Linked DNA regions of Homo sapiens: region 1 is linked to region 2. A link is an interaction called in ENCODE POLR2A ChIA-PET data of the cell type or tissue named here. Cell type or tissue: MCF 10A. All regions are shown on one strand. Links, peaks and the distances in the headings refer to the core of each region. The heading gives the core; the rest is flanking DNA. Region 1 overlaps PTEN (phosphatase and tensin homolog). Region 2 has its middle 21 kb from the start of KLLN.

Evidence for each region. ChIA-PET counts read pairs that join two places held together with the same protein. Peaks named below come from ENCODE experiments on the same cell type or tissue, not always from the same donor. Only the 100,000 strongest peaks of a DNase experiment are listed, where the experiment ranks them.
Region 1: POLR2A ChIA-PET joins it to region 2 with 5 read pairs; 4 of 35 experiments call an interaction of 5 or more read pairs at or near these places.

Annotation. Positions count from the first base shown.
Region 1 is chr10:87,913,882-87,919,267 of GRCh38, reverse strand. The region is part of intron 2 of PTEN (phosphatase and tensin homolog); the gene reads right to left. Among named protein-coding and RNA genes, the nearest start is that of PTEN, 53 kb to the right of the region's middle. In MCF 10A, for the core only: no CTCF peak of the experiment used is centred there; a DNase peak (open chromatin) is centred at 3,067.
Region 2 is chr10:87,839,530-87,844,915 of GRCh38, reverse strand. It overlaps a transcript of ATAD1 not described here and the pseudogene CFL1P1. Among named protein-coding and RNA genes, the nearest start is that of KLLN, 21 kb to the left of the region's middle. RefSeq lists an enhancer at 1,065-2,264 and a silencer at 3,370-3,664. In MCF 10A, for the core only: no CTCF peak of the experiment used is centred there; DNase peaks (open chromatin) are centred at 1,645 and 2,435.

The DNA of each region.
Region 1 (5,386 bases), core at 69-5,068, 75 kb before region 2:
GTATAGAACAGCACTGTCTAACAGAACTTTTGCAATAATGAAAATGTTCTGTATCTGTGCTGTCTTAATACAGTAATCACAAGCCACATGTAGCTACTGAGCACAAGAAATGTAGCTAGCAAAAACAACTCAGTAAATTTATTTTATTTTATTTACATTTAAACATAATGATAGCTACATGTGGCTAGTGGCTACCTACACTGGATAACAGATATCTAAAGGATATCTATCTATGAAAAAAAAAATCTGCTGGGATACAATACACATGCTCCCTAGTCAGGTAGTAGAAATGGGTACATCCTTAGAATAGAGCATAAAATTGGAACAGAGAAAAGGTACAGTAAAAATTAGAGACTTCACAGCTGTCAAAATATATACTAAACATATTTTCAACTACATGCAGTTTTCCAATAAATTCTTGCCATGCTTGATTAATTTGCTTCTGTCATTAGATTAGAAAGAAACTACAATTCTGGATATATTTCTAACTAAGAATGAGGAACAAGTTTGAGTGGAAATGCCAGGAAACAGGGAGAAAGTGTTCACATAATTTTAGAGTTCACGTCAGACAAGGAAGGAAATACTGGCGTAGTTAGATATGATACAGATCAGTAAAACAGATTTCAAAAGCTTCATTTAAATAACAGGCTATGAATTCATAACTCAACCTATAATGAAAGACTTGTGGTTTTAAAAACTAAAATTCTGTATAAACAACTACAAATGACTCCAGTTTAAAAAAGACAAAGGAGGAAATACACAAATTATCTAAAATCAACCAACACAGCTGCAGTGAATTTACCTTCAAAGCTCAGATTCAAAACGTACATATATATATTATAATAGCCAAAAAAGGGGATGAGAGATAATTACAGATGAAACAAAACAGCAGCACATATAAAGGAACATGAAAATAGTAAAAACAAAAGGCTTGGAGGAGGGGAGAATGTTCACACCAAAAAGAACAATAAAAAAATTAGGCCAGGTGCAGTGGCTCATGCCTGTAATCCCAGCACTTTGGGAGGCCAAAGCAGGCAGATCACTAGAGGTCAGGAGTTCAAGACCAGCCTGGCCAACATGGTGAAGTCCCATATCTACTAAAAATACAAAAATTAGCCGGGCATGGTGGCACATGCCTGTAGTCCCAGCTACTCAGGAGGCTAAGGCAGGAGAATTGCTTGAACCTGGGAGGCAGAGGTTGCAGTGAGCCAAGACTGTGCCACTGCACTCCAGCCTGGGCAACAGAGTGAGACTTTGTCTCAAGAAAGAAAAAAGAAATTAGACTCCCACACATTAAACAGCTATATAATGCTAAAGACAAGGAAAAAGGCAGGAACTCTTAAATTCCCTTTTCACTTTTATCTTCTCTATCCAAAAGAAGATGATTCAGTAAGTAAGGAGTAGTGGGTACATGACAGTTCTCTTTATTGAAAGCATTTCCTACTTGCTAATTTAAGCAAGGTGACTTTTAAAGAATATTTCTTAATAAACAATCAATAATGCAAAACAAAAGATAACCCACCAAGTTCTTTATGCTATTATTGTTTCATCTGAATTTTGTAGTCACAAAATTCAAATGGCAAGAGAAGCAGAACATTAGACAACTGTCTGAAGAAAGAATAAAATTGGTTTCCTGAAAATCATTAAGGAAAATACAAACAAACTAAAAGAAAAATAAGTTGAAAATAGGGTCAGTATATACATACACACACACCAGAAAGTACATAAGACCAATACATCAAAAAGTCGCTAAACCTCACAATTAAAAAAACACGATCAAATAACAAGATACCATTTTTTGCCAACAAGCTATAAAAAGTTAAAGTTTGAAACTATTCAGTTTGCCAAAGTTAGTGGGGATAGAAGGAAGAAGCACTCTTAAACAGTGAGTATATAAAATACCATTTTTGAAGGCACTAGTTTAAACCATAGACGCAATGGACCTAGCAACTCCACTGCTAAGAATTTGCCTTAAAGATATACTTGGAAAAGACAACAAGATACATATGTGAACTGTTCTCAATGACAAAAAAAAAACTGGAAACAACTTATATATTCATCATAGGGGCCTATTAATGATAGCATGATCATAAAATGAAATAAAAGGTAGTTAATAAAAGAATCAGGTAGGTAGATGTCCACAACAATATGGAAGATTCCTCAGATATAAAATTTTTGAAAGGGGCCAAACAGTGGTAGTATGTTCCCATTTGCTTTTCTTAAAAAGTGGGTAAACAATGAAAACAATTTTCAAAAGAATATGTGAAACTTTAAATTACAGATATAGTTAGGAAGAGGGTAAAATAGGAGAAATTTGTAGGGGATATTTGTCATCTTCAGGCTGTTAGGCAACCAAAATACCATTTCAATTTGGAGATAATTTCAAGAGATTAGAAGCAGATACTTCTTTCCTCATCTTTCTCTTAACACATGTACAGGCCTGATACCAACTATTAATAGATCTTTTTGCCGTGGATACCGAATCCTAGTGAGGACAAGGTACAGGAGAGTCAGAGATTATTCCTAGAGATCACCAGAGGAGGTGAGTTAATGAGCAGAGTCACCAGTTTCGAGGCATAGTGGCAGCAGCTATTACACCAAGTGTCCAAGCAGCAAAGTCCTAAGCAGATTGCTCCTGTTGAAACCTTGGGGCCATGTCTTGCTTCCCTTAGCTTCCACCTATCTTCCAAGTCTTGTTGTCAAACTATGACCTACCTAATACTTTTTTAAAAATTCCTTTCTGATTAGGTAAATCAGAGTCACTTTCTATCATTTGCAACCAAGAATTCTGGTTTCTTTTACAGCATTTTCCCATAATTTTGTTTTTAGTGAGGGCTGGTGAAACCATGCTCTTTTGTGAGCTCCCTTTAATATTTGAACTTTATGATTTCTTACCTACCACTGTGAACAACTGTGAGACTTGCAGGAGAATAAACAATCTATTTAAAAGAAAGTATTACAACAGTTTAAAAAGGGGATGAGGTTATGTTCTCTCAAAGAACTTGACTATAACTTAGGGAAACATTCACCATGGCTGCCCCTCCCACTTCCTTCTCTTTCCTCCCAAGGATTTCATGCCCACAGTTGGCTGATTGCCTTATAAGTCTGACACAATGGAAAGGCGGAAAAAAAGCAAGAAAACAGCACTTTCCAAAGGGAAATGGGAAAATTTGCCTATAGATACTTGGAAAGTAGAGACTAAAAAAGTAGATAAACAAAAGCAGAGAGGTAATACTCCCAAAACTTGGATAATCTAGACTACAAATCTTTCTAATATAAACATACCTTACTTCCAATAATTTCAATATATAAACATCTAAACCCATTAATGACTCACAGATTTGAGAACACAGTCTTTTTTTTTTTGTACTTTGTGTGTAAATTATACTTCAATAAGCCTAACTTTTTAAAAAGCTTCACATGCTGCAAAATATCCCTTATGGGCAGACCTCTTACCTGGGCAAGGAAAGAGAGCAGAAAAAAGAAACAAGCACAAGAATGTGGGGCTACTTAAGGGAGTGTAGTAGTGGGGCACTGACAGCACAGACCTCGGTATGTCTTTGTGAAGTCTGGCGGTCTTGGGGATTAAGAACTGGCAGCTCTGATTGTTAGTCTGGAGCAGCTTCTACCTCCCTGGGAGGCCACTGTGCTCTCTATCCCACCCCTGAGGGATTAGGGAAGGAAAAGCATAGCAGGCTTGCCCAGGGCCTGACTACGACCCAGGTAGGTGGGGACACTAGGTACCTGCCCCAGCAGAGATGGCTTTCAGGTATACAGGTTGCTGCGCCTTCTGAAACTCACAGGGCAGCACTCAGACCATGCAGGCCCAAAGCCCTGATGCCTCCTGCAGGTTACACTTCCCGACACTTGCAAAAGGCTAGCACGAGAAGCACCCATAAGCAGGGTGAGAAAATCTGTCTTCATTTTTTAAATTCTTTACTTTCTTCACAGTTCCTATGAAACAGATCTAAATAAGCTTCAAGAATACGTTTTAAAATTATTTTTGACAAAATAATAAACATATACCTTTCAAATGATAAAATAAAAAAAGTTTGGAATAAAAAATTTGTCTAAGAGCTGGGTGCAGTGGCTCACACCTGTAATCCTAGCACTTTGGGAGGCTGAGGCGGGTTGATCACCTGAGGTCAGGAGTTCGAGACTAGCCTGGCCAACATGGTGAAACCCTGTCTCTACTAAAAATACAAAAAATTAGCCAGGCATGGTGGTGCACGCCTGTAATTCCAGCTACTTGGGAAGCTGAGGCAGGAGAATTGCCTGAACCCGGGAGGCAGAGGTTGCAGTGAGCCGAGGTCATGCTACTGTACTCCAGCCTGGGCGGGCAACAGAGTAAGACTCCATCTCAAGAACAAAAAAAAAAAATTAGTCAAAGAAAGATGGCAGAATCAGAAGTACCAGGAACCCATCTCCCCACCTAGACGACTGTAAGCAGAATCTGTGATTCTGGAACTCTGGAGTCTATTCAGGTTTTCAGTTTCTAAGGAAAGACTTGAATGGTAAATCAGTTAGTTTGAGTCAATTTCAGCTCTTTGTGCCGTCGCGGCTACCCATCACCCACTCTCAAAGCAGGCAACCATGCACATGTTCCCAGAGCACCCTGCACACAGTTTGTAAGAGTCAAGGTTGGCAACAAAGACCTTGCCCTCCAAATATCAGGAATCTGTGTTCTGATTGCTAATTGCTGCTTCTGATCAAAATGTGACACAGAGGCAGACTATCATTATTTAACTGCCATTGGCTGAAAAAATTGCTCCAGGGATTTAAAGATCCAGAGCTATTTCACCCCTTTGATTTATTTTTAATTTTTAATTTTTATTTATTTATTTATTTATTTTGCCTTTTAGGAGCCAAACATTTAAGGAGGATACTACTGCAAAAGAACTGCATACATAGGGCAATTTAGAAAGTCACTACACATGCCCAGGGAAAAACACAGGCCGAGAAGATCTTAAGATTACACCCAGCATAGAAATACTCTACAACAAATAAAAAAACCAAACAAAATAGCACATCTTAGAGAAAAGAGAAAAATCTAATTTCCAAAGTTACCACTCTTTAAGATTCAAATTCCAGTTTTTGACAACAACAACAAAAATCACAAAGCATACCAAAAAAAAAAACTACCCCAAGCAAAACATTAAGTATAGGCCAAAAGGAAAAAAATAAATTAACAGAAACTGTGCCTGAGAAGATCAGATGGCAGACACTTACTAGACATAGACTTTAAAACAAATGTTGAAAGGTGCTCAAAAAGCTAAAGGAAGATATGGATAATGTCAAAAAACAAAATTGAAATATCAATAAAGAGAAAACATAAAAAAATCAAAAAATAAATGCTGGAGCTGAAAAGTACAAAAACTGAAATAAA
Region 2 (5,386 bases), core at 257-5,256:
TCTGTAGGAAAGCAAAATCCATAACATAATGCCAGTAGTAACAATTAAATTGTTTGCTTATTCATATGAATTCTATTCTACTCTGTTTTGGGAAATCTGCTTAAACATTTGAGTATTATTTTATTGTATTTTCTTTTTTTAAAAATTAAAGGTCGCTCACTAGTCCGGTTTCCATTAGCGGCCATAACCAAGGGAGAGGAACCAGCTGGCATGGGAAGGGGCCATCTTCACAACATTCCATTTATACACAGAACTAAACAGACAGGCACAGAGTCACTGTTGTGGTTAGAAGTTGTAGCATGGGAAGGTGGAGGAACAGGTGGAGAGTGGGGTTGTTTTTAAAATATATATATAGGCCTTCCCCAACTGGGGTTCCTGGGAGAACTTGGTCTGCTTCAACCCAAGAGGAATCAGAAGATCCAAGCAGTTTGGGAAGGCCAGAACTGTCAGGGATGGAGAGAGGAGGAAAATCCAGGGAGTTGGGGGGCTGTTTGGCAATTGGGGTGAAGGGAGTGCCTTCCCTCTGCTGGGATTCCCCCAGGCCCTCCAGTCTGGCAGGAAGGGGGCAGCCTGCAATCCCTGAGGGCAGGTCTGGGACTAGTAGATTCTCCAGGAAGGGCGCTGGAGGGGATCACAAAGTTTGCCCTCCAAGAAGACGACAGTGCTGACCCCTAGCTGCTTCTTGATGACGTCTTTGGAGCTGGCATAGATCATTTTGCTCTTAATGGATGCAGACTCAGAGGCCCAGAAGATAAACACCAGGTCCTTCTTCTTGCTGTCCTTGGTGGCGTCATAAGGGGCGTAGCGGCAGTCCTTACTGTCAGCATCTTGACAAAAGTGGCATAGGGATCATCAATGGTTTGGTCCACATTACTTACCAGGATCTTCTTGGCCTCCGCAAGGATGATGTACTTCTTGTACTCACTCAGGCAGAAGAGCAGCAACTTCTTGCGCTTCTTCACCTTTTCTAGTGTTGAAGACTTGCACACTTTCATGTCACTGAACACCTTGATGACATCATCAAAGACAGCCACATGGGAGCCCATGTTTCCAGAAGTGAAAAGGAGATGGCAAGGAGAGCCGCTGCAGCTGCTGCCAGGATCTGACTAGACATTTGAATATTTTGAGAATGAAGTCTTATTTTCTCACTGACCCCATTAAAAAATCAGTAATAACATAAAATGAGGCTGTAATAAGAACAATAATGATAATAACTATATTTATTATTACTAACATTTGTTGATAACACTTAATGGAGTCATTAAAGGGTATGTATGGTCTTATGAAGCCCTCTGGCATGTTTGCATTTTCTCCCCAGGTCTCTGCAAATATGTTTCTATAAAGGACAGTGTGGGGTAAGCACTGTCACACAAGTAATAATGAATATTTATTGATTGCATACTACTACTAAATGACCTACAGGCATGATCCACTTAAATACCTCTCATATATCTCTTAAAATTTGCTGCTACACTGCTTCCCTACCAAAAGTACTAAAGCTATCCTTCTCCTATAGCAGCTGAGGCTTTATTATAATTTCTGCAATTTTCTACCTTCAGGAGGAGTTTTCTCCCTAAGGTTTCCAGTATTCTGAAAGTACTTTCCTAGCAGACTCCTCCCATTGCTCACTAGACATGCCTAGACAAGTTCTAACCTCAATTGTGAATGCAGCCTTTATGTGAGTACTCTACCAGAGGAGGGAGAAAGGGAGAAAAGAAATGTTATCACAATGATTGTATTCATTAACCTTCATAATATATATGTGAAAGGAGGATGTAGTGGAATAAGGGTTGTGGCCATGCACATAACATTAAACTGGATTGCCATCTGTTCATAAAGATTTCTAATTTCTTGCTACATTTATTTTTATTTACTTTTTATTATTTTTTTAAGAGATGGGGTCTCACTATGTTGCCCAGGCTGGTCTTGAACTCCTGGGCTCAAGTGATCCTCCCATCTCAGCCTCCCAAAGTGCTGGGATTACAGGTGTGAGCTACTGCAGTGGCATCTTGCTACATTTAATACTTCACATTACTCCATTCTTTTCTTTGGAGCAGACTGAAGCATTCCTTTTTTTCTTCTTTTTCTTTTTCTTTTTTTTTTTTTTTTGAGACAGAGTCTCACTCTATTGCCTAGGATGGAGTGCAGTGGCACGATCACAGCTCACTGCAGCCTCGACCTCCCAGGCTCAAGTGATTCTCCCAACTCTCAGCCTCCCAAGTAGCTGGAACTACAGGCATGCGCCACAAAGCCCACCTAATTTTGGTATTTTCTGTAAAGAGAGGGTTTTGTCATGTTGTGCAGGCTGGTCTTGAACTTGGGCTCCAGTGATCCTCCTGTGTCAGCCTTCCAAGGTGCTGGGATTACAGGCATGCACCCCTGGCCTCTGAAGCATTCCTTGAGTCAGATATGCTTGGTGTTGTTTACTCAACCTGAGTCACCTTTTGCTTCCCTGTTCACCATTACCTACTGCCTTACCCTGAAAGGGGAGGTACTTACTATATATACTCAGATCATAAATTCCTCAGGAAGCTATCATGAGGTTAAAAGTACAGTTTCTGGAACCAGATTGTTTGTTTTCAAATTTTGCTCTGCCACTTACCAGTTGTGAGATCTTTGGCAAGTTACTTAATCTCTATGTACCCATGTCCTCATCCGTAAAATGGGGATGATAACAGTAGCCACCTCATTGGGTTTTTAATTTTTTTTTTTTTTTTTTTAGATAGAGTCTCACTCTGTTGCTCAGGCTGGAGTGTGGTGGCACGATCTCGGCACACTGCAACATCCACCTACCAGGTTCAAGTGATTTTCCTGTCTCAGCCTCTTGAGTAGCTAGGATTACAGGCACCTGCCACCATGCTTGGTTAATTTTTGTATTTTTAGTAGAGATGAGGTTTCACCATGTTGGCCAGGGTGATCTCGAACTCCTGACCTCAAGTGATCTGCCTGCTTCAGCCTCCCAAAGTTGCTGGGATTACAGGTATGAGCCACCGCACCCGGCCTATCAGTGGGTTTTTATAAGGACTGAGTGAGGGAGTGTGTGTGTGTGTGTGTGTGTGTGTGTGTGTGTGTGTGTGTGTGTGTAAAATCACTTAGGACAAGCCTGGCACGCAGAAAGCACTATGTAAGTGTTAGCTGTTATTATTATTGAGTGCAGGTACTCTATCTAACTCAATTGTACTCTCTTTGCTGCCCTCTCTGACACCTGGCATATTGTTTGATACATGATAAGCTTTCAGTAAAGGCTGATGAGCGATGAACAGCTATTAACAAAAGATAGGAGATAAGAAAATAAACATTTTCTTAGTCCTTTGAGATGTCCCAATAAAACGGTACTTTTGAAATAACTGTATATCTTTTATTAATTATAATTTTATGTCATGCCAATGTTTTGGTTAAGAGTCTAAGAAGGCTGCATTTGCCTCTGAATCACTCTATGGTCAAGGCCTTGTATTGTGAGAACAGCCCAATCATATTGACCTGGCACATGCTTCTCTGAAGTCACATGTCCAGCATTGTGACATGAGCAAGAATGCAGGCAACCTCTTGATTCCACTCATTCAAAGTTCTCTGTGGGGACTAGGTTCAGAAGATGTCATCTCCCCCATAGACTAGCTTCCCAGAGAATGTCACCTGCAAACTAGAATGATGCTAGTCTCAGCTTAACTGTGCAAAGAGAAAACCAGAACGCGCTCCCCAGGAACAAGGTTCATTCACAGTTGTCAGAAGGTACATTAACACTTAGAATCAAAACTTCATATAGGCTCTAGTGTAAAGCTTGACAACTCCTAACTACATCTTAGCTTTCACTACAGTGGAAGCAGTCCTGCTTCCACTGAAGTTTCTTAGAGATTAAAAAAAAAAATTACTAGGTAAATCTTTGTACCTTTGTACTTCTCATGCTAGCAGTTTTTTTACGTATCAGAGAGATGCTCAGTTAAGTACTCATAAGCTCCGTGACTAAAAGACTACATACTTTTTCAATTATAAACAAACATACAAATACAACTTATCAGCTGGATATAATATAGCCCTGAGATAAAAATATCATCATATATTACTTTACATTATCATGTCATGTTATGTTCTTTCTACGCTTTGGTATGGGACATTATGTATGTTCTTTCTACACTTTGGTATGGGACACTATCTGGAAAGACCTTAATCACTATTTATATTTTATGTTTTCCAAAGGGAACATCAACAGAGGAAATGTCAAACTTAAGAAATATTCTGTTCCCTGAAGGGGTGAAAAAAGGGCTATGAGGCCTAGTTAATTACAAATCAAACATAGTAATATACCTGTTTCCTCAGTTGCAGTAGAAATAACCAAAATTCCCTCAAATGTGCACTCCTAATTTTGTTCAAGAAACTAACGTTTCTCTTTCAAACAAGTTCTGATGAAATTATCATTTTCTTTTTTCTTTTTCAGAGATAGGGTCTCACTCTGTCACCTAGGCTGGAGTGCAATGGCGCAATCATGGCTCACTGCAGCCTCAACCTCCTGGGCTCAAGTGATCCTCCCACCTCAGCCTTCAAGTAGCTAGGACTACAGGGGCACACCACAACACCCGGCTAATTTTTTACTTTTATTTTTAGAGACAGGGTCTCACTATGTTGCCCAGGCTCATCTCAAACCTTTGGTTTCAAGCAATCTTCCCGCCTTGTCATCACGAAGTGTTGGGATTATAGGCATGAGCCACTGCATCCAGCCTGAAATTATCATTTTCTAATATTTCTCTTTTAATTTTCTCTAAGATGGAAGTAGCCAAATCACAATTAAGGTTTAATTTCACAGAGTATCCTGATTAACTCTGGAACAATGTAACATTTTAGTAAAATTATAGTGTGGGAGAGAAAAACTACAGTATTTTTATTCTAGAATTGAGGTCAGTAATAATCTTTTTATTCCTAAATGACTCAAACAGAGTTAATTCATGTCTCTGGCCACCACTGGCAGGGCTAAAGCCTGGCCATGAAGTGAAGGACAATATGGAAAGGTGGAACAGGAATAGGAAGGCAGCATACAAGGAAAAGATGAGAGGTGTTGACAGATTTTTAAAGAGGATAAAGATCAGCAGCTTTTTACAATCCCATTACTTCTTTAAATCTACTAATTCATCCAGGTTCACAGATATAAAAACTGTGAGGAAGAGAAAAAGAAGAGGGAATGGATGAGATGGAGAAGATTACTGGGGGCGGCGGGGGGGAAGAAAGAAAGAAGCCCATTTGGTGGAAAGCAATAGAGCATAACATGAAATTGCCTTAGGTACAAAGCTCACTGATCTATTCTAGAGTCTTCGTCCCACTTGAGACAATAGCCTAGTTCTAGTCCAGTTCCACTCCAATTATAAGGACTTGTCCTTCTCTTGATGGTCAAGAATTA